Regions from separate parts of the Homo sapiens genome. Here region 1 is linked to region 2. The links are chromatin loops, found by intact Hi-C in ENCODE. Cell type or tissue: Calu3. All regions are shown on one strand.

Region 1 (5,000 bases), 510 kb after region 2:
GCATATCAAAACCCCAATGGGATACCATCTCACACCAGTCAGAATAGCTATTATTAAAAAGTCAAAAAATAACAGATGATGGCAAGGTTGTGGAGTAAAGAATGCTTATACACGGTTGGTCACAGTGTAAATTAGTTCAACCATTGTGGAAGACAGTGTGGCAATTCCTCAAAGACCTAAAAACGGAAATACCATTCGACCCAGCAATCCCATAACTGGGTATATACCCAAAGAATATAAGTCATTCTATCATAAAGACACATGCAAGCATGTGTTCATTGTAGCACTAGTCACAATATCTAAGACATGGAATCAACCTAAATGTTCATCAATAACAAACTGGATAAAGAAAATATGATACATATATACCATGGAATATTAAGCAGCCATAAAAAAACAAGATCATATCTTTTTGAAGAAACATGGATGGAGCTGGGGGTCATTACCCTTATCAAACTAACACTGAACAGAAAACCAAATACTGCATGTTCTCACTTATAAGTAGGAGCTATATGATGAGAATACATGGACACACAGAAGAGAACAACACACCCTGGGGCCTATTGGATGGTGGAGGATAGGAGGAGGGAGAGGATCAGGAAAAATTGATAAAGAATTCTAGGCTTAATACCTGGGTGACAAAATAATCTGTACAACAAACTCTACATGGCACAAGTTTACCAATATAACAAACCTGAACTTAAAATAAAAGTTAAACTTTAAAAAATGGGCAAATGATGTAAACAGATATTTCTCAAAAGAAGGCATACAAATGGCCAAAAAATATTTACAAAAATACTCAACATCACGAATCATCAGGGAAACGCAATTCAAAACCACAATAAGGTATCATCTCATTCCATTTAGAATAGCTATTATCAAAAAGACAAAAAATGCTGGCAAGGATGCAGAGGAAAGTGAACTCTTATACATTATTGGTGGGAATGAAAACTAGTACAGCCACAATGGAGAACAGTGTGGTAGTTCCTCAAACACCTAGAAACACAGCTACTATATGGCCTTCTTTCTTGAACAGAGGAATCAGTAAGTAAGTTACATGTTTTTTTCAGAATGCTTTGTATCTCAGATTTTCATTGAGGTTAAGAATTCACAAAATATTTATGACTCTAAACTGCAAAATAAATTTTCAGGGAAAATGATAAATTTTTAATGCCACTTTCCTTTTTACTCTCTCCTTGCCTATTTACACAGATGCACACAAGCATATTCATATTTTAAACAAAATATGCAAGATATAATATAAAAACATGCAGGTAAGTACTTTTTCTTAGGAGAAAAAAGGAAAAGGAAACTTTCATAAATTCAGTGTAAATAGCAAGGACCTCCTCCATTGCCACTGCTTCCTCAAGTACTTCTTGCCTTCTCCACACCACTCACCAGTGCTCCATATTTTCAGTCACTGATAGTTACCAACCCTGCCTGGTCTAGAAATCTCTATCACCATTTAGCTGACACATCTTCTGCAAAAGCCATAGTCATGACCAGGGAAACCAGGGAGGGCGAACTACTATGATAAGTGACCTCTGACCTTCATACATAGGTTTTAAAGACAAGAGTGGCAAGATAAAAAAAGAAAAATGTGGAGTTCCATATATACTTCCATATTAAATTTTACAACAAGATTATACTTTCTCCCAGTTGGCTGAAAAAAATATAATTTTATCGTTTAGTAAGTCTTAATAATCTACATTAGAATTTTTTTCTCTGCTTTTATTTTCATCCTTTCTTATTCATGTTTTCAATATAGCCCTGTCTGCTATGGATGGCACAGCATAGCACTGTCTGCATATGTGCAGACTGAAGAACTCCTCAACAAATAATTATTTATGAGAGTGTATCTTAGAAAATCTCATAGTTAAACAGGCTGTATTATCATAAGTGACAGAGAAGTGTCAAGCCAAGGTCAGCCAGTAACTCTGACCTCCCTGGAAAGCTGGACCTTGGCTAGATTTAAGATTTCATGCAGTTCACAAGTGACAACCATATAGTCTTCCTTGAGGGACATGGTAAGATAATAACAAGGAATTTCAAAGCAGTTAGAAACCCATGATTTCCCCTGTAAATAGTGTTTTTAAGTGCATGCACATCTCTTGGTTAGTAATAGCCAGTAACCTGCAAGTTGCATTATTTACGACACACTTTCATATACATACTGCCACCTGCTGGTAACTGTGTAAATATCAGCCCACAAAAAGTCCTAAATCCTGATTTTTCAAAGGACTGGTTGTTTCAAAAGCCCAATGACTCAGCTTTGGATTTTAATCATTCTTTCTGTTAATAATTAGAGAAATGCACTGGTGTCAACACCTAGATTCAAGTGAATACTTATGATGATAATGGAGGCTTTTATACAGGGTTTTGTAGTTTAATTGAATCAACTTTTTGAAACAAAAGCAAGCAATACTAGTGAAATATATGGTCAACTTTTTATAAATACACTGACTAAGTAATTTGTAACAGTCTTTTTATCATTTTTATGACTTAGTTTACAAATTAATTAAAGTTAAAAACATATGACATTCTTAATTATAGCTGCTGTTAATATGGAGGGTGTATTATATCCCAACTACATTAATTATCTCTTTCCATCCTTACAGCAGCATTATGGTGCATTTACTGGAAAATCCCCTTCTTAAAGATGAATTCAAGGACACAAAGCTGATAAGTGGATTATAAATAGATCACTGAATATTGTGAAATATTAGACAACGTCATTGTTAAATTAAACTTGTCCTCCAAACTGGCTGACTTAGAAATTGGAAATTGTGACTTTCTAAAAACAGCAAACATTTTTGTTATTTTGCAATAAATCTAATTGTGATCCTACACTTAATTATAAAGGGCTTTATGTGACGAAAACACACACGACCGGCAGCTATTTAAAAACACAAAATTGAACAATTAAAATACGTAGTCATGATAGTACACACAATCAGTAAAGGCCTAAAATGAAAAATTATGTGGACATTTCAAAAAAGTTATGCAGTATAGATTTAAATTAGGGAGGAAAAAATGTTGAAAACATGTCTAGGATGATGATACCTATGCTATTACCTAATACAAATACAAGAAATCATTTCCAAGTAGATTCTAGTGATTTAATAACTAATAAAACAACAAAGACATTTTAAAAACATATATTTAGAAGACAAAGCAATTTCTAAAAAAGACATATTAATTCATTTTTTGAAAAGACTGTCGCTTAAATTCTGAATGGTGTCCCCTAATGCGTATCCATTTACATAGATTTTAGAGACACAAATGATGTTAGAAGGATGAGAAACCTGATTTGTTTCACCATGCCGCGCTGAAAAGCACAAAGTAAGACTTAATCATATTTATAGTAACCATATGTTTTTTATTTTCTGGGACAGTCAGGATATCATATTTGCTTTTCAATAAAGATGACCAGTTAAATTTATAACTAATATGATTTTATTTTTATGCCTTTAGAGTGATAATAAATATATCACTTAAATAAATACAAAGTACAGTACAAAATGTTTTGCTTTATTGAATGCGCTCAATTTTTATTTGGCCAATATAATTGTTCTTTGTGTTGTTGAGCTGTTTTAGGATAAAGGAATTTGGTTGTATCAAGGAACAAGTATGATTTAGAACCTTGAATTTTCTAGTATGTCCAGATGTACCTCATCTTATGAAATGATGTAAAGAGTGACCAGCTACCTGTAGTCAGGCTTAGGACCAGTGAAATCCTATGCTCTGATTATCCTTTTACCTAGCTCACTAATTTGAAACCCCACCTTTAGATGCCTACTCCTTTATTCAAAGTAAACATAGCTTTATACACTTAAAATTGAATTTCTCTGTAGAAATCTATAGGTATTATGAGTTGTGCATTTAAATAACTTATATTATTTCATATGATCAGGTGTCATAGAATACTGAGAAGACAGTGTGATCCTGAAGGGAGAAGCAGAGGTAAACTTCATCTACCTTACTATTATGCTTATCTACATAATATGATGCTGTTTTTGTTCAAATGGACCTAAGTTAAAGCTCCTTTGTCATGATCTCCAGATGGTTCCATAAACCACATATTGGTAGACTCTAAGATTATTATAATATAAATAAATTCCATGTTAAGAAGATTTTTCTCCTGAATTTTGACATATAAATGAAATAGCTGCACAAGCTTTAAGGCACATTACACATATGTGTTATTTTCTTCTTTTCTCGAAGTTAACTATGACCATGTCCATACATAGCTCATGTTATGTTCTCAAAAGTAAACTCCAAACCACATTTTCAACCTTATGTTGAATGTTTTTCTCTGATTGTTAATTCAACAGACATTTTTTAAAAATTCAATGAAACCACCATCCATTGTCATACTTGCACCACAAGGAGAGTACATGTATGGGTAAGGCCCAAGCTATGCTCTTAAAAAGCTTATAGTCTAAGAAGAAACAAGTTAAACATAGGGATATGCTGACAGGTGTTTAGCAATCACCTCTTCAGGGAAAAGAGAGAGCCTGATTTGAAGCATTTGCCAATATTTTTGGTGTTAATGCTCCCACCATGACAGGTTTTAGGCTACCAAACTGAAGTCATTGAAGTAGGGATTGGGAAGGAAATGTGCATAGTTAGCTTTTGCAAATTTGTAAAAGTTGACACTAGCACACCATTGGTTATGTACACATTATTTCAAGCACAATGTGATAAATGATGTGATTGAAACATGTCGTAGTGCTGAGGAAACCCAGGAAAATGTAGGGAGTTTTGTCGATCAAAATCAGAGAAGGCTTCCAGTAGGGCAAAGTCAATAACCCAAACTCAGTGTGATCTCATTATTTCCTCAACTTTATTATTTTCCTCATCTGCTTGCTTATATTAAAAATAAAATAGTATTTTTAAGTTACTTAGAAGAAATACAATCTTAGATTTACCATTATTTTTCTTTTTTTTTTTTTGTCCATCACCGCATGTGTTCAGATGTGAAGCCCCATTATTTTGAC
Region 2 (5,000 bases):
GCTTTGAACATAGTCAAATTTAAGTTACTGAATATTAAATAAAATTAAGTCTGTGGGGCCCCCATATTCTTTGAGAAAGTTTCACAGATGCTAGTACAACTTGTTTTGTTTTGTTTGAGACAGAGTTTTGCTCTTGTTGCCGGGGCTGGAGTGCAATGGCACAACCTGCAACCTCCGCCTTTCAAGTTCAAGTGATTCTCCTGCCTCGGCCTCCTGAGTAGCTAGGATTACAGGCGCCCGCAACCACACCTGGCTAATTTTTTGTATTTTTAGTAGAGATGGAGTTTCACCATGCTGGGGAGGCTGGTCTCAAATTCCTGACCTCAGATGATCCACCCGCCTTGGTCTCCCAAAGTACTGGGATTTACAGGCATGAGCCATCGTGCCCACCGATGCTAGTACAACTTTTAAGGAAGTCGGAAGGTCTCAATGATAAGTACAGGAAAGCATTATGCAAAAAGAAGACAGAAATACAGGAGTAGAAAACATGAAATTGTCTTCACTTTCAGTTTTATTTTTACTACTAATAGTCCGCTCCTCTTTGAGCAAGTGATGAAAACATTCTTTGCCTAAATTAGTAAAGCAGTGAAATAGTCATAACAGCCACACCTGTCTTTGTAGGGTAACTGGGAAATGATAATAGGACAGCATGTGATGATGTTTTAAAGGTTAAGAGTGTCCCATCTCATGATTATAGCCTTACCAATGAACTTAACCATTTATCCACGTATTTCCTTAGTACTATCACTATGACAACACATATCATGTAAATACTTACTATGATTAATATATACGCAAACACTTTTTTTTTTTTTTTTTTTTTTTTGGTGACAGGGTCTCGCTGTGTCACCCAGGCTGGAGTGCAGTGGTACCATCATGGCTCACTGCAGCCTCTACCTTCCAGGCTTAAACAATCCTCTGACCTCAGCCTTCTGAGTAGCTGGGACTACAGGCATGTGCCTCCATGCCCAGCTATTTTTTTATTTACTTTTTGTAGAGACTGGGTCTCACTATGTTGTCCAGGCTGGTCTTGAACTCCTGGGCTCAAGCCATCCTCCCCTTGGACTCCCAAAGTGCTGGGATTATAGGAGTGAGCTGGTGAGCCCAGCCTGCATATGCCTTTTATACACAGAAAATTTATTTTGGGACTTTATCTCACAGATACGTTTGTTCCTATGGGGAAGGTATATGCACAAGTTTAGTCACTGAAGCATTATATGCAACAGTAGGCATTTGGAAATAACAGAAATGTCCATGTTCAGAGGAGTGGTTAAATAACTTGTGGTAATCATTATAGCTAATGCTATACTGGCTTAAAAAGAAAAAAAAGAATTTTTTACACTGATATTAAATGATTTTTAAGGAACACTAAGTGAAAAGGTAAAATGAAAAAAAAAGTTTACGATATGCTACTACAAACGCAGGGACAAAAAGATCCTATAACTATATTGGCTTGCATACATATACAATTCTCTGAAGCATTAAAAGCATTTTGTTGAACATACCTGGTTGTAGTAAAGACTCCATATACTACAGGATTTCTTTCATCTCTTGTGGGGAGTAAATAAATATCTTCTATTAAAGGGGAAAAATAAATATTTACTCTTATTTTTCAGTATTACATTGCTTTTTTGTTAATAACACAACTGAAACTCTGAAAATCTAAACAGTTTATACGATTAACAGAGGCACTATATTATGCCTTGAGAAATCAAATATAAGATTGTTTTTTCTCAATGACTATGTATGGTATGGTACAATTGATAATCTCCAAGGTAGTTTCCAATTGGAAATCTGATTTCATAGAAAATATAAACCAAAAAATAAGTAATTTTTACCCTCTAGTGTAAAAAAATTCTGTCCTATAATTGTGTCAACTTAGTAATTAATTTGCCTTTTTTTTTTTTTTTGATGGAGTCTTGCTGTGTCACCCAGGCTGGAATGCAGTGGCACAATCTCTGCCCACTGCAACCTCTCCCTCCTGGGTTCAAGCAATTCTCCTGCCTCAGCCTCCCTAGTATCTAGGATTACAGGTGCCCACCACCAGCCCGGCTAATTTTTTTTTTTATTTTTAGTAGAGATAGGGTTTCGCCATGTTGGCCAGGCTGGTCTTAAACTCCTGACCTCAAGTGGTCCAAACACCTCGGCCTCCCAAAGTGCTGGGATTTCAGGTGTGAGCCACCACACCTGACCTCATTTACCTATTTGGTAACAATAAGAAAATAGCTACCCCCAAATTAGTGCCGTATTGACAGTAAGTTATGTGCAAATAATATTCTTTAAAAGATTAAGATGTGAATGTGCTTACATACAATAGGAGAGGTCATCCACGATTACTCAATGTATACTTTAAGTTGGAAAATACACAATACTGATGAAATAATTCCATGATATAGATTATCATTTTTACATTACATGGCAAAAATAAGAACAAGTTCAAGAAGCTAAAAGCTAATGATGCTAACATTATACATAAACAAAAAAGAAAAAAATCATTGTAGGACTTGGAAGGAGTTTTTGAGGGAGTGAAGAGGAGAAGTGAAATAGAAGAAGCTGTCTACTGCTTCTGATTATTCTTTCATTAACAAGTCGGAGGGACAGTGTTCACCAAATCTCCTGTACTTGCCAGCAGAGGGCACCCGTGGAATAAGGAATCCAAGATTTTCCTACCTATAGAAGGTGGCTCCTTTCAAAATGAAAGACTGCATGGAGAATGGATGAACTGTGTAGTTCCAGAGCTCACACCTTTCTGTGTCTTGCTGTAGTTTTGTTTCCTTCACTTACTTTGAGGACTCTTACAAAGAGAAGAGTTACTGCATTATGACGTGTGCCCAGACCTAGAGCACTTCCGTGTACTTTGCGTGTGAATTTTAGTAAGAACCACTCCTGTAAGGTTTGCTCAGGTAAAATTAATCAGGCATTTGGAGCCAAAGGGAAATAAATGCCAAGTTACTTAATTAGGCAGTAAGGCCTTTCCAAGAAAGAAGGAAAGAAGGAACTTACGAAGCTCATCAAAGTAAGTATCTGCCCCATCACTTCCAGGAATTGAGCAAATCAGTCTGGCCTTAAGAAAAGTCGTCCACTTGTTTATCAGGCTGCGTTGTCCTCCTACATCATTCTGACATGAAAAAAAAAATAAAGATAAATATTTATCAACACAATTCTACCACTCACTAAAACTGGTGGCTATTACAGGTAGTGTCTTATTGATGTCATTGTTTACAAAGACACTGAACCCAGATATTGAGTCCTTGAACTTTAAAATAAGGAAAAAGACAGTATTAGCCCTCAATATTAAATGTTTTTCTCATAGTTAAATGAATTAAATACAAGCAGTTCAGCTCTATTGGATGAGTAGATGCATACAAGGCAATGGTAAAGGCAGCTTGAAATCAAATCCCACCTGCCAATTTTTTGCTTCATGACCTGCAAGAGACTATTTTTTTTAAGTCTCTGTTTTCTCACTGATAAAAATGATAAATCTCTTGAAATACGGTTAGTTAATTTTTGTTGTTGTTTTTCAGAGATGAAGTCTTTCTATGTTGTCCAAGCTGGAGCGCAGTAATTATTCACAGGCAAGATCATTGCCTCAAACTCCTGGGCTCAAGTAATCCTTCCACATTAGCCTCCTAAGTAGCTGATACTACAGGTGCATACCACTGAACCCAGCTGAAATATGGTTGGTTTGATGAGTAAATGGGGAAAAAAAGTCTATAAAATGCTTAGCATAGTCTCAGGCAACTTGAGTTCAATGAATGCTGGTACTGGCTTGTATATTATTTATAGGATTAAAAACAATATTTGCAACCTTTAGCAATATGTCTCTTTATAGGCTTAAAAGTCTTTTCCAAATTTAATGTCTTACTAATTAAACATCCATGCAACATAAACATATGCGTAATAATACACATATAAAAACCATCCTTTTGCCTATAATCACAGCACTTTGGGAGGCTGAGGCAGGAGGATCAGCTGAACCCAGTAGTTCGAGACCAGTATGGTCAACATAGTGGGATCTCATCTCTACAAAAATTTTAAAAATTCAGTCATGTGTGGTGGGGTGTCCCTGTAATCCCCGCTATTCAGGAGGCTGAAGGAGGAAGATCACTTAAGCCCAGGGGGTTGAGGCTGCAGTGAGCCATGTTTGTGCCACTGATTCCAGCCTGGGTGGCAGAGCAAAACCCTGTCTCAAAAGCAAACAAAACAAAAACAAAAACAAATCTTTTAAAGAATATTTATCTATATTTTCCATACTTTATTTTTACTCTGAAATGGTTCATTAAAAATGTTCTTTAAGCATTTAGTAAAACATAAACACTTAAATCAATTACACGATAAACAGAATTACACTATTCAATAATTCAGCATAAAAATTTATGTCCTCATTTTTAAATTAATATATACCTGTTGATATGGTTTGGCTCTGTGTCCCGACCCAAATCTCATCTTGTAGCTCCCATAATTCCCACATGTTGTGGGAGGGACTCTGTGGGAGATGATTGAATTATGGAGGCGGGTCTTTCCCATGCTGTTCTCGTGATAGTGAATGGGTCTCACGAGATCTGATGGTTTTAAAAACAGGAGTTGCCCTGCATAAGCTCTCCTTGCCTGCTGCCATCCAGGTAAGATGTGACTTGCTCCTCCTTGCCTTCCGCTATGAATGTGAGGCCTCCACAGGCATGTGAAACTGTGAGTCCAATTAAACCTATTTTTTTTAATAAATTCCCCAGTTTCTAGTATGTCTTTATCAGAAGCGTGAAAACAGACTAATACACCTGTGAACACTGAATAAGCATGATTTTTCATTCATTTAACCCAACTAGCTCTGCTGTGCTTATAATAAGACTAATTTATTTAAATTACTATTGAAGCCATCTTTTCCAATAATTTATTTATATTTAAGTATAAATTATATAAAATCATTTATCCTTCAATCTATGTTCTGTAAAGTTAATGAGAAGTTAACTGTTAAGTTTCAAGTCTGAATATCTAGAAACTTT

Evidence for each region. Hi-C counts contacts between places; a loop is a spot of excess contacts. Peaks named below come from ENCODE experiments on the same cell type or tissue, not always from the same donor. Only the 100,000 strongest peaks of a DNase experiment are listed, where the experiment ranks them.
Region 1: a loop joins it to region 2, with 10 times the contacts of the local background. A loop is called at or near these places in 85 of 110 quality-filtered maps.

The regions. Positions count from the first base shown.
Region 1 is chr7:85,552,283-85,557,282 of GRCh38, forward strand. No RefSeq gene overlaps it. Among named protein-coding and RNA genes, the nearest start is that of LINC00972, 130 kb to the left of the region's middle. In Calu3, no CTCF peak of the experiment used is centred here; a DNase peak (open chromatin) is centred at 2,179.
Region 2 is chr7:85,039,168-85,044,167 of GRCh38, forward strand. It overlaps SEMA3D (semaphorin 3D), which reads right to left. Exons shown (of 19, transcript NM_001384900.1): 10 at 3,004-3,118; 11 at 1,506-1,575. Among named protein-coding and RNA genes, the nearest start is that of SEMA3D, 150 kb to the right of the region's middle. In Calu3, no CTCF peak of the experiment used is centred here; a DNase peak (open chromatin) is centred at 2,644.